Regions from separate parts of the Mus musculus genome. Here region 2 is linked to region 1. A link is a contact called in ENCODE Hi-C or POLR2A ChIA-PET data. All regions are on one chromosome and are shown on one strand. The core of a region is the stretch at or near the end of the contact, and the rest is flanking DNA. Distances in the headings are between cores, read along the strand shown. Region 1 holds the start of Notch2 (notch 2). Region 2 overlaps Gm5544 (predicted gene 5544).

Region 1 (5,052 bases), core at 1,295-3,794:
GTCTAGAGTTCATCAATTATGTTAGATTGGTTGCCAACAAGCTCCAAGGGCCAGCTAGTCTCTGCCTCCTTAATACTTGGCTTTGGCTTTTTTTTTTTTTCTTGGTCAAGATTTTGTATGTGTGTGTCTGTCTGTCTGTCTCTGTGTATGGTGGGCATTGTGCACATATATGTGGGTGCCTGTGAAGCCAGAACTATTAGATCTCCTGGAACTGGAGTTATACGAGGTCACGGGCCACTTGACATGGGTGCTGGGAACCAAACTCTGGTTCTCTGGAAGAGCAGACTTAGCTTTTAACTGCTAAACCATTTTCCCCACCCCTCTGCCTGTTATGGTAGGGGAGAGCAAGCTCGGGTTAAACCCACTGGACTGTTTCCCCAGCCCTGAAGGTTATTGTCTTTAAAGCTGTCACCCTGAGGAACACAGCTACAGCCACTTCTGGAGCTGTGCCTCAGGGGTGAGCACCTTTACTCTCTTTTGTATGCATGTTGGTTGTGAGAAATCTGATCTTTGTAGGTCAATTTAAAGTTTGTATCGGCAACTCACGATTTACCCTCTTACGTGAGTAGAGATTAGACTGGTAACACCATGGGTGAACAAATGAAAGTTAATGTTATTACTCTTCTTTAAACACATGGCACAAGCAGAAATTGCCTAGTGATTTTCACTAACTATACTATTTTTAAATTTAAATTTGGTTTTATTTTATGTGTATGGGAGCTTTGCCTGCGTGTATCTCTGTCCATCATGTGCATGCCTGGTGCCTGTGGAGCCCAGGAGAGGGAAGTGGATCCCTTGGAACTGGAGTTGCGGATAGACGTGAAGCACCATGTGGGATGTGGGTGCTGGGGATTGAACCCAGGTTCTCTACAAGAACAGCAACCACTGAGCTATCTCTCTAGTCCTCAATTATGCTACTTTTTGAAAAGAGCTTCTAGGGTCCCAATGTGACCGTTTGCAGTAAGTACTAGCTTCTCTTTCCCAAGGTAATGTATATGTGTATGTGGTATATTATTATTTGTGTTTGGTATAAGGTATATGTGTGTGACATATGCTGTATGTGTGTGATATATGGTATATATGTATGATATATGCTGTATATGTGTATGTATATATTCATGTGTGTGGAGGTCAGAGGACATCAGATATCCTGTTCTATTACTCTCTAACTTATTCCCTGGTTGGGGGGGGGGGGATCTCTTACTGAACCTGGAACTGGGCTACCTGCTAATTAGCCCCAGAGATTCATTTAACTCTACTCCCTACAGCTGTTTGAGGCATGTGCATAGTCAAACCTGGCTTTCACTGTGAGTGTTGGAGATTTGAACTCAGGTCCCCGTGCTTGCACAGCAAGCACTCTTTCCCGCTGATCCATTTCCTCAGACTCTATAGTGCTTATTAAACTGCAGTTTTAATGTTCACACCCATTTGCACTTGCTGAACGGTATTCTGCATTCTAGGTCACCATCTACTAATTGATAGGCACTAGTGATGAAGGCCATGATCCTGGGCCATAAAGACTTCCCCGTGTAGTCAAGACAGAAATACAAACAGTCCTGTGTTACTTATGCAATTCCTCGTAGTTGCCAATTTCGTTCTACAAATGCATTTATTCCTAAGACAGATCACACCCTCCACTCTCCCACTTTGGAAATTGTTAGTGTAATAGCTTTATCTTTTAAAAACTATGCACACAAACGTCCATACAATGTTCAGTGTTGTTTGGAAACATTTATATGTAAATGGCATTCTTAGAGTCTCGCTCTGCGATTCGTGTTTTCATCATCATTTTGGTTTTACGGCTGACGTATATGAAGATGGTATTTTCAATTGTATTGCACTTATAATTATGCATTATTCATCTAGTCCCTAAGGGTGGGGCATTTAGGTTACTCTTCACTCGCAGCTATTAATAGGTTATAAAGAGTATTCCTGGTTCTTCTTTCTATTTTCTACACCTTTGACTAGAGTTTCAAGCTCCTGCTGTCTCTTGAAAGCCTCCCCTAAATTCTTCTAGACCCTAGAGCGGACGATTCCAGTGTCCCAAGCACCTTGCTACACGAAGTTCACTAAAAGAACCAAGGATGGGTGGGTGGATGGACGGATGAATGAACGAAATGCCCAGAGCATCTTAAGGAATGTCCTCTTAAGAGTACTTTGGCGCCTTTGCCCTCTGCCTTCCGTTGACAGTCTCGTTTTTGCTCTCCCTCATTCCTCTAACCAGCCAAGAAGTGTGTGGGTGGGTGTGTGGGGCATGAGGTCTGCCTCTCTCTACAAGTTCAGGACCCGGGTAAACCCTAGTGTTTGATGTTGGGCGCTTCAGCCGCCCCCCTTTCCGAGCTCATGGGCGGGCTCGGCGGTCGAGCGGGCGGAGTACGGGGTGCTGCTCACTCAGATCCCTCCGCGCGCAGAGGACCGGCGCTTCTTTCTGCGGGAAACCCCTGGGCGCGCGGCGGCGACGGGGGCGGAGCCTCGCGGTGGGAGGAGGCCGAGGCGGAAGGACACGCGGGCCGCCCAGCCGCGCGGCGCAGCCAGAAACTTTCAGCCAAACTTCGGGCGGCGGCCTGGCTGCGCGGAGTGCAGGGGCGGCGCAGCGGGAGCTCCAGGACTCAGCGAGCCGCGGGGGCAGGGTAGAGCACGCGAGAGCCGGGCTCCTGGTCGGGACCCGCTCCCCATGCGGATCTGCTCTGGCTGCGGCCCCGAAGATGCCCGCTCTGCGTCCCGCCGCGCTGCGGGCGCTGCTGTGGCTCTGGCTGTGCGGCGCGGGCCCCGCGCACGGTGAGTACCGGGCGCCCGGGAGACCATCCCTCTCTGTCTCTGCGCTACGGGGACTGCGTCTTCCAAACTGCCTCGTCCGGGCCTCGAGTCTTGGCAACGCGTAGCGTCCCGGGTTCCGCGTTAGCGGGGTCTCGGGCGAGCAGCTCGCGGGCCGAGGTGCGAGTGTGGTCGGGAGGGCGGCGGGGGCTTGCGGCGTTCCCAGCTTTTGACACCCGGATCGGTCGGTTTGTCCGGAGGAGGAGTTGGGCGTGGGGCTTAGGTCTTGGATAGGTGGAGGCAGCAGTGGGGGAACTGGTGTGGCAGCGTGCTGAGCCACATGATTGAAAATCTCAACTGCTGTTATTCTTTCCGAGGCGCGGAGCTCTGCTGCGGTTCCAGTGTGCGTCCAGCCCCAGGAATGTGGTGTGACGATCCCCAACTCCTCCAACCTGGCAGCAGCTTGCTGCTCTTTTGGCACCGTTGGGGGTGGGGCAGGGGCAGGCGAGGAAAAGTGGAGACGTTGCTTGATCCGAAGTGCTTGCTTAGAAAGGCTTGTTATGGTGGGATATTCCGTGCCCCCTCGCTAACTTGGTGGGAGCCAGGAAAGGAAATCGGATCATATTTTACCCACTCCACCCACATCTTTAGATTTTACATTTCTTTGGAATGTTGTATGGAAAGAACTTCGGCTTTGGAGTCCAGCTCTGTAATCCTGGATTCAAATCTTCTGTATTAACTCACCAATAAAATGGGGATGAAATTACCCAGCTAATAGGATTAATTAAAAGAATGTATATTAAACCCGTAGCACTTAAAAGATGTTCAGAAAAGTTGTTTCAGGGCAGGAGCAGCGGTTTGGTCTGTGCTTCCAATGGGGCTATGTCTTGTACTGGTTTGAAGTCTGTGCTTCCAGTGGGGCTATGTCTTGTACTGGTTCGAAGTCTGTGCTTCCAGTGGGGCTATGTCTTGTACTGGTTTGAAGTCTGTGCTTCCAGTGGGGCTATGTCTTGTACTGGTTTGAAGTCTGTGCTTCCAGTGGGGCTATGTCTTGTACTGGTTTGTTGAACTGGTAGGGTCCCCCTTTACTCAAGAACAATTAACTTTTACCAGAAAAACTCTAGTACATTTCCTCAGAGAAGGGATGAGTTTCAGAAAAGTATGGTCTTTGTTCATTGTAACAGGCAGCTGACATGCCAATCGCAGATGCTTTGAGGAAGACTCGATTATTTATCACCTGCAAACAGTGCTGGGCTGTCCAGCATCAACCAGATACTTTCTGGAAAATTAGAATGTCATACATTGCTGGGTCTGTAGGTTTTCAGAAGTGGACCAGGATTGAATTCAGGATTGAATGGTTCCCGAAAGTTTTCCTCAAAACTCAACGATGGCATTCTTGCCTTGCCCCTTTTCTTTGAGTGAAGCTGTTAGCCCTCAGTGTAGACTTAGTGTAAAGAGCTGTATGATTAGTGTGGTTTTTTTTCTGAGGATGAAAGTGCTTGGTCCCCCACGACTTGTTTTACATAGTAAAGTAACTTTAGTCTTCATGACCTGTGTCTTTTCCCATATGGAATAGGATTCAAAGCCTAACTATTTTTCTCTTGAGTACTTCGGGGACTAGTACGTAAAGTGACTCACAAGTGCTAACGCTGGCAACAGAGATGGGATGAGGCTGGCACACGGGCTTTCTCCCATGTTGAACCCCAGTGCGCTGAACTGATGCCCCCACTTCTGCTAATGCAGGCCCTCGCTGTCACCGATATCGGTTGGGGCGTCACACTGAGTGTCAGTCCAGCTCAAATGTAGGCATTTTGGGTTTTGGACAGGTGTTCTTTAGATGCTAAACTATTCTCATGAAAGAGATTAAAGAGCTAGTTGTTGTTGCAAATCTTAAATCTTCCCAGGGTCTAGCAGGGAAGCTTCCTAATCTATTATGGTGTATTTGCCAAGGTACCAATTATAACTCTCCCTCCCTAAGTTTTGAGTGTTCCCGTGTTTGGCTCGTGGCCAGTTGTTAATTTGAACATCACTGGTTCCTAAGGCAAGGAGCTGTCAACCCATCTGTGTGAGCTTCTGAACAATTCTCTGGACCACCCCTTACTCCCCTTACTTCTGGCTTGCTTTTGGCTCTGCGGTGGGAGTGACTCCCTGGTTTTGCTGTCACCTAGACACTTTCTCAGTTGAATCCCTACTATAAAAAGAACAAGTTTTTTTTTTTTTTCCTTTAGGGTGGAGATAAAATTCACCCTATAACTATTTCCCGTTTTTCTTTCTTGGAGGGAGGGGGGAGTGGTTGGT
Region 2 (5,052 bases), core at 1,911-4,410, 49 kb before region 1:
CAAACTACCTCAAACGAAAGCCAAAGAAAAGATTAATAATGAGTTGTTGTTTTTTAAATTCGTTCATTAATTCATTATTGAGATTAGGTCTCACACAGTCGTCCAAGCTAACCTGGAACACACCATACAACCCTAGCTGGCCTCAAACTTGAATTGACCATTCTACCTCCATCTCTCAAGTGATAGGATTACAGGCCAGAGCTGCCATTCCTGGTTTTTGCAGCTAGCCTTTTGAGAAGGTGGATAATATGCAGTTTTACCTTGTTCTTTGCTTGGCATGTTTGGTTTATCCCATCCTATTACACCCATATGAGCATATTATTTCACTAACAGCAATCCTCACCTGTCACTGAAGAACAGCTGCAAAGATGAAAGCGCCTGGCGAGTCTAGTAGGTCAGCTGGTTTCCCCGTGGGGGGGTGGGGGGGGGGTGGGGGCAGAACAACTCCAAGGAAGCACTGCTGGATACAGTCGCCTGCATCCTCTCTCCATCTTTCAGCTTTCCAGGGGCTGCAGGCCAGTGTGCGGATGCTGTCCGGGGCTGGCAGTATGTTAAGCTGGTTGTGCAGACACAGCCCAGGAGGAGAGCTGGTGTGGTGTGTTGGCTTTGGAAAGTCAACAAAGGAAAGTAAGAAACTCTGTTGCCAGTTTAAGCAGAGGAAGGTTGTCTGGATAAGGACAGTGTAACACATCTGCGAAGTGGGGTTGGGGTGGGGCAGCTGAGAAGGAAAGAGGGGCCAAGATAAAGTAGGAATTCTAGCCAGGAATGCAAGCAGCCCCTTCCTCATTTCACTCTGGAGAAGCTCTGGGAAGTGCAGTAAACCCCATAACTTACTATCCTTTTCCACAGCCGAGGGAAATTGCTCTTTCCCAAGGGTGGGGGTTGTGTCTACGGTGAGCCGTGGTGAGCCGCTCTTCTCTGAGGTCTGTTGAGGAAGATGTTACCAAAATGTGTAGCCTAGCCTCTAGTTCATCTCATCAGGAGAAAAACCGTCTGGACCCTCCTGCTTATTTGTGGGTTGTTTTGCCCCACCCCCTCTACACAGCCCTATTTCTCTCTAGCTTCACTCTAAGGAAAAGTTAAGTCCCCACAAGACTCATTCACAGACCCAATGCTTTATGGAAGTCCCCAATGTCTTTCTCCCATTCAGTGTCTCCTTCCTTCCTCAAGATAACGTGGGAGCTTTGGGTATATCACTAGTCAGCCAATAGCAAAGACTGGTCTCTTACAAAGAGAGGAGCTCTCTTACAAAGAAGCTCTGGCATATGGTTGCAGAGGCTCAAGTCTGAGGGTCCACCTGGTGATGCCAGAGGCCCAGGTTAATACAGGTCATCACTTGGGAAGAAACAAGAGTACATGTGTTTGTGTCTGGCAGCTCTCCCCTTTTTTATTTTATTTTATTTTATTTTATTTTATTTTTTTATTTATTGATTGATTTATTTGGTTTTTTTCGAGACAGGGTTTCTCTGTACAGCCCTGGCTGTCCTGGAACTCACTTTGTAGACCAGGTTGGCCTCGAACCCAGATATCTGACTGCCTCTGCCTCCCAAGTGCTGGGATTAAAGGCATGTGCCACCACCGTCCGGCCCTCTTTTTTTTTATTACAAAATATTTTTAAAGATTATTTTTAACTATACAGATGGGGGTGCATGAGTGCAGGCACCCACAGAGGCATCAGGCAGTTGTGAGCCAGGGAACCTAACGCCTGTCCTCTGTAAGGGCAATGTGCAGTTTAATGACTGAGCCATCTCTCCAGCCCCTTCTCTTCCTTTCATAAAGTCACCAAGAGTCAGCCCTGGCGGCTCTATCTGTCTAATTTTAATCCTCCCCAAAAGTCCCACCTCTAAAGTCCATAGTGGGATTAAGTTTCTTCAGCCTTAATACATCACAACGGGGTTTAATTTCAACACACGGAGCTTGGGAGAGACTGGAGCCAAATGCAAGCCGCAGCAACAGGAAGCATTTATAACGTTAAGTAAGCAAAAGAACAGGGCACAAAAACCTGTGTGCAGATTATCGTTCTCATTGTGTAAAAGTCAGTAAATGAACAAAAATTTATGAACCTGTAAGGAAAATGAGATTAGAGGAAATAAAATAATGAGCTGGTAAGATGAAAGAATTGTGGGGTTTTGTTTTTTTGTCTAAGATTTATTTATTTATTTTATGTGCACACACTGTGGTTCTCTTCAGACACACCAGAAGAGGGCATCAGATCCTATTACAGATGGTTGTGAGCCACCATGAGGTTGCTGGGATTTGAACTCAGGACCTCTGGAAGAGCAGTCAGTGCTCTTAACAGCTGAGCCTTCTCTCCACCCCCTCCCTTTTTTTTTTTTTTATTCTTCATGCTCTTTTTTTTGGGGGGGGGGGTTTCAAGACAGGGTTTCTTTGTATAATCCTGGCTGTCCTGGAACTCACTTTGTAGACCAGGCTGGCCTCGAACTCAGAAATCCGCCTGCCTTTTGCCTCCCGAGTGCTGGGATTAAAGGTGTGTGCCACCACTGCCCGGCTCTTCATGTTCTTAATGTTTTTTATTTAAATAATTTTGAGGGATTTTGCTTGTTTTGGTTTTGTTTTTTAAAAAGGAGGTCTTACTATGTAGCCCAGGGTTGGCTTCAAACTCATACTCTTCCTGCCTGGGCTTCATGAGTTTACAGATGTGAGATCACAAGCGTTGCACTACTATACCTGAATAGCTCCCTTAGAAAATTAATGTAATAAAACATTCTCTTGTAATTTAGGAAGAGACTTGTTACAATGGGGTCAGGACAAAATTAGTAATAACAACTGCTGAAAGGAACAGAGTGGAGAAGCCTGTTGTTGATAAGGTGATGTGGATGTGAACTTGTGAATCATTCTGCTTGTGTGTGAGCTGATGTTGAGATCTGATCCACGAACCCTTAGGGAAGGCACAAAGCCACTCCTCACCCTCGCCATTCACAAAAGGGAGGGAGGAAGACTTCAGACATGGTAGGCAGTCATGAGCTGGTAGAGGTACTAAGTTTGGGGGCTTCTAGCATGCTTCAAGGATGGAGCACTGCAACTGTGTTACCATTTATTTTTAGAAGTTCTGTCCTCGGGAGGCGGGCATACTGTTCACCTCTCACTGAATTAGCTGTGTTCCACGCAGCCTTTGGACATCTTTCTGCTGTAGCAGCAATCGGATCAAAGCACGTGTCAGAAAGAGAAGTGAAAAACACCAGATGTGAGCGAAACCACAGGGGGAGTTTTCAGCCAGGCGGTGTACACCGGATGACCCCGTTTGGAATGTGGCCCAGGACCGGGATAGACAGACCAGCAAAGGATGAGACAGGACACACAGCCGTTATTGATCCCGATTGGAGCCAAATGTGGTTAACTTGGTCTATGACCTTGCTCAAGTCATTGACCTCTACATGACTTTCACCATCTGGGCAACACATGGGCTGCTCATTTCCTTTCAGGAAAAACTCATGGCAACCATGTTAGTCACAAGAAGTAAGAAGGAAGCAGGACCTGGTGACCCGGTGGGTGGTGACATATTATACCCGAGCACATGAATACCACAATATGGACGTGTAGGTATGAATTTTATGAGAAAAGTGTGTATGAAAATACAGGATTAAAGACCGTGCCTCATTAGTTCAAAAGTAAATAATCTTAATATTGACAATCGAAGGGTGTAACAGGACTTTTTGTTTTTTAGTCTTTCTTTGCCTAAGGTGCTTCAGAAATCCAAGGGTCAGACTAAAGCCCTAGCCTGGCACATATTTAGGGAAGTAAATGTTAGTAGAGAATGGAGCTTACTCCAAATTCTTACTCTTTGCCACTTAGATGCTGTGTGCCCTTGCAGAAGTGATAGTTGTGAATGTCAGGTTCCTACTCTACTATACGAGGCCAATACTAAGATATACCTCATGGGCTTGTGAAGGCTGAATAAAGTAATAAACCAAAAGAGAGGAGGAGAATGCTGGGTATGCGTTTGTTATTATTATCCAATAAGAATAAAGCTCTGCTTTAAAAAAAAAAAAAAAACAACTTTTTTTTTTCTAAATCTTGGGGAGTTGAACCTTGGACCTCATGCATGTTCACTAAGTACCATAATGGAGGCCTGCTCTTTTCTGAGGGGACATGAAGAAGCAGTAGATCTGAGGTAGAGAGAAGGTGTGGGGAGGGGGGTTTTGAGAGGAGGGGGAGAGGGGAGGCTTCTGCTCTTGGGATGTATTACATGAGAGAAGAAGAACAACGACAGAAGAATCTTTCCTATCTTACTCATCTGTGCAGAACACTGGTCCCTCTAGACTTTAAACTAAGCTTTAGTCACTAGGCATCAAAGTCATTTTGTTCATCTATTCCTGTCTCAGCTCCTCTGAGTCAGGTTGATGCCACAGCAGAAGTCTCTGAAGCATCCGTGAGTCCTCTGCCCTTTCACCCATGAGCCTCTGATGTATCAGGATGCCCTGTCACCACTAAGGCTTAAAAAGTCTGATTTTTTTCTCTCTCTTTAATAGGATAGCTCACAGCCAAGACCTCAGGGAGACACATGAGGAATGAGGAAGAGGAATCCTGATCCAGAGATGAATTACTGCCTCCTCCAACCCTTCAAGGTGGCAGAAGGCTATGGTACCAAGTCCAGGAGCCAACGTGCTGGAATTCATCTTGGGTCTCCTACTGAGGAAATGGCTCTACATAAGAATATGGGAGAGGAAAACCCAAAGTGGGCCCATGAGAAACTCGATAGTTAAGCTTCAGGCCTGTTGGGGAATGATGGACAGACCTTTCAGAGCTTCTGAAAGTTGGGGATCACATTTCCTAAAGATACAACAGGAAATTGATTCCAAACAGCAGAAAGAAGTACAGGGAATCATGGAATTGGCCTGGTCTAGCTGTCTTGAGAGGTGTGGGTCGTGGAGTTTTCAGGTTAGGGTCTGTGGCTTCTGGGGCACTATGTGCCTTTCAATTCCTGAGAAACTGAGTCACTCCCTCGGGTAGTGAAACATTCATGCCAACTGTATTCTCTGTATCCCAAAGAAATCAGTGAAGCATATAAGAAGGCTGGACAATTAGTCTTAG

What was found. A loop is a pair of places that touch in the nucleus more often than their neighbours do. ChIA-PET counts read pairs that join two places held with the same protein, here RNA polymerase II (POLR2A).
Region 2: a loop to region 1 is called in a map of CH12.LX, with 1.8 times the contacts of the local background. The contact joins the enhancer-like site here to the promoter of Notch2 in region 1. A Hi-C loop is called at or near these places in 2 of 37 maps with a recorded cell type or tissue (CH12.LX and gastrocnemius). POLR2A ChIA-PET finds 5 or more read pairs at or near these places in 2 of 5 experiments (Patski and embryonic stem cell).

The regions. Positions count from the first base shown.
Region 1 is chr3:98,010,994-98,016,045 of GRCm38, forward strand. It overlaps Notch2 (notch 2), which reads left to right and starts at 2,545. Exons shown (of 34, transcript NM_010928.2): 1 at 2,545-2,778. The coding sequence starts at 2,706.
Region 2 is chr3:97,961,816-97,966,867 of GRCm38, forward strand. It overlaps Gm5544 (predicted gene 5544), which reads left to right. Exons shown (of 2, transcript NM_001033779.2): 2 at 4,491-5,052. The coding sequence starts at 4,600. The coding sequence ends at 4,971. Among named protein-coding and RNA genes, the nearest start is that of Gm5544, 34 kb to the left of the region's middle. Within about 2 kb of position 3,161, at least 1 of the 3 ENCODE cell types and tissues checked has a DNase peak (open chromatin) inside an H3K27ac peak, as active enhancers do.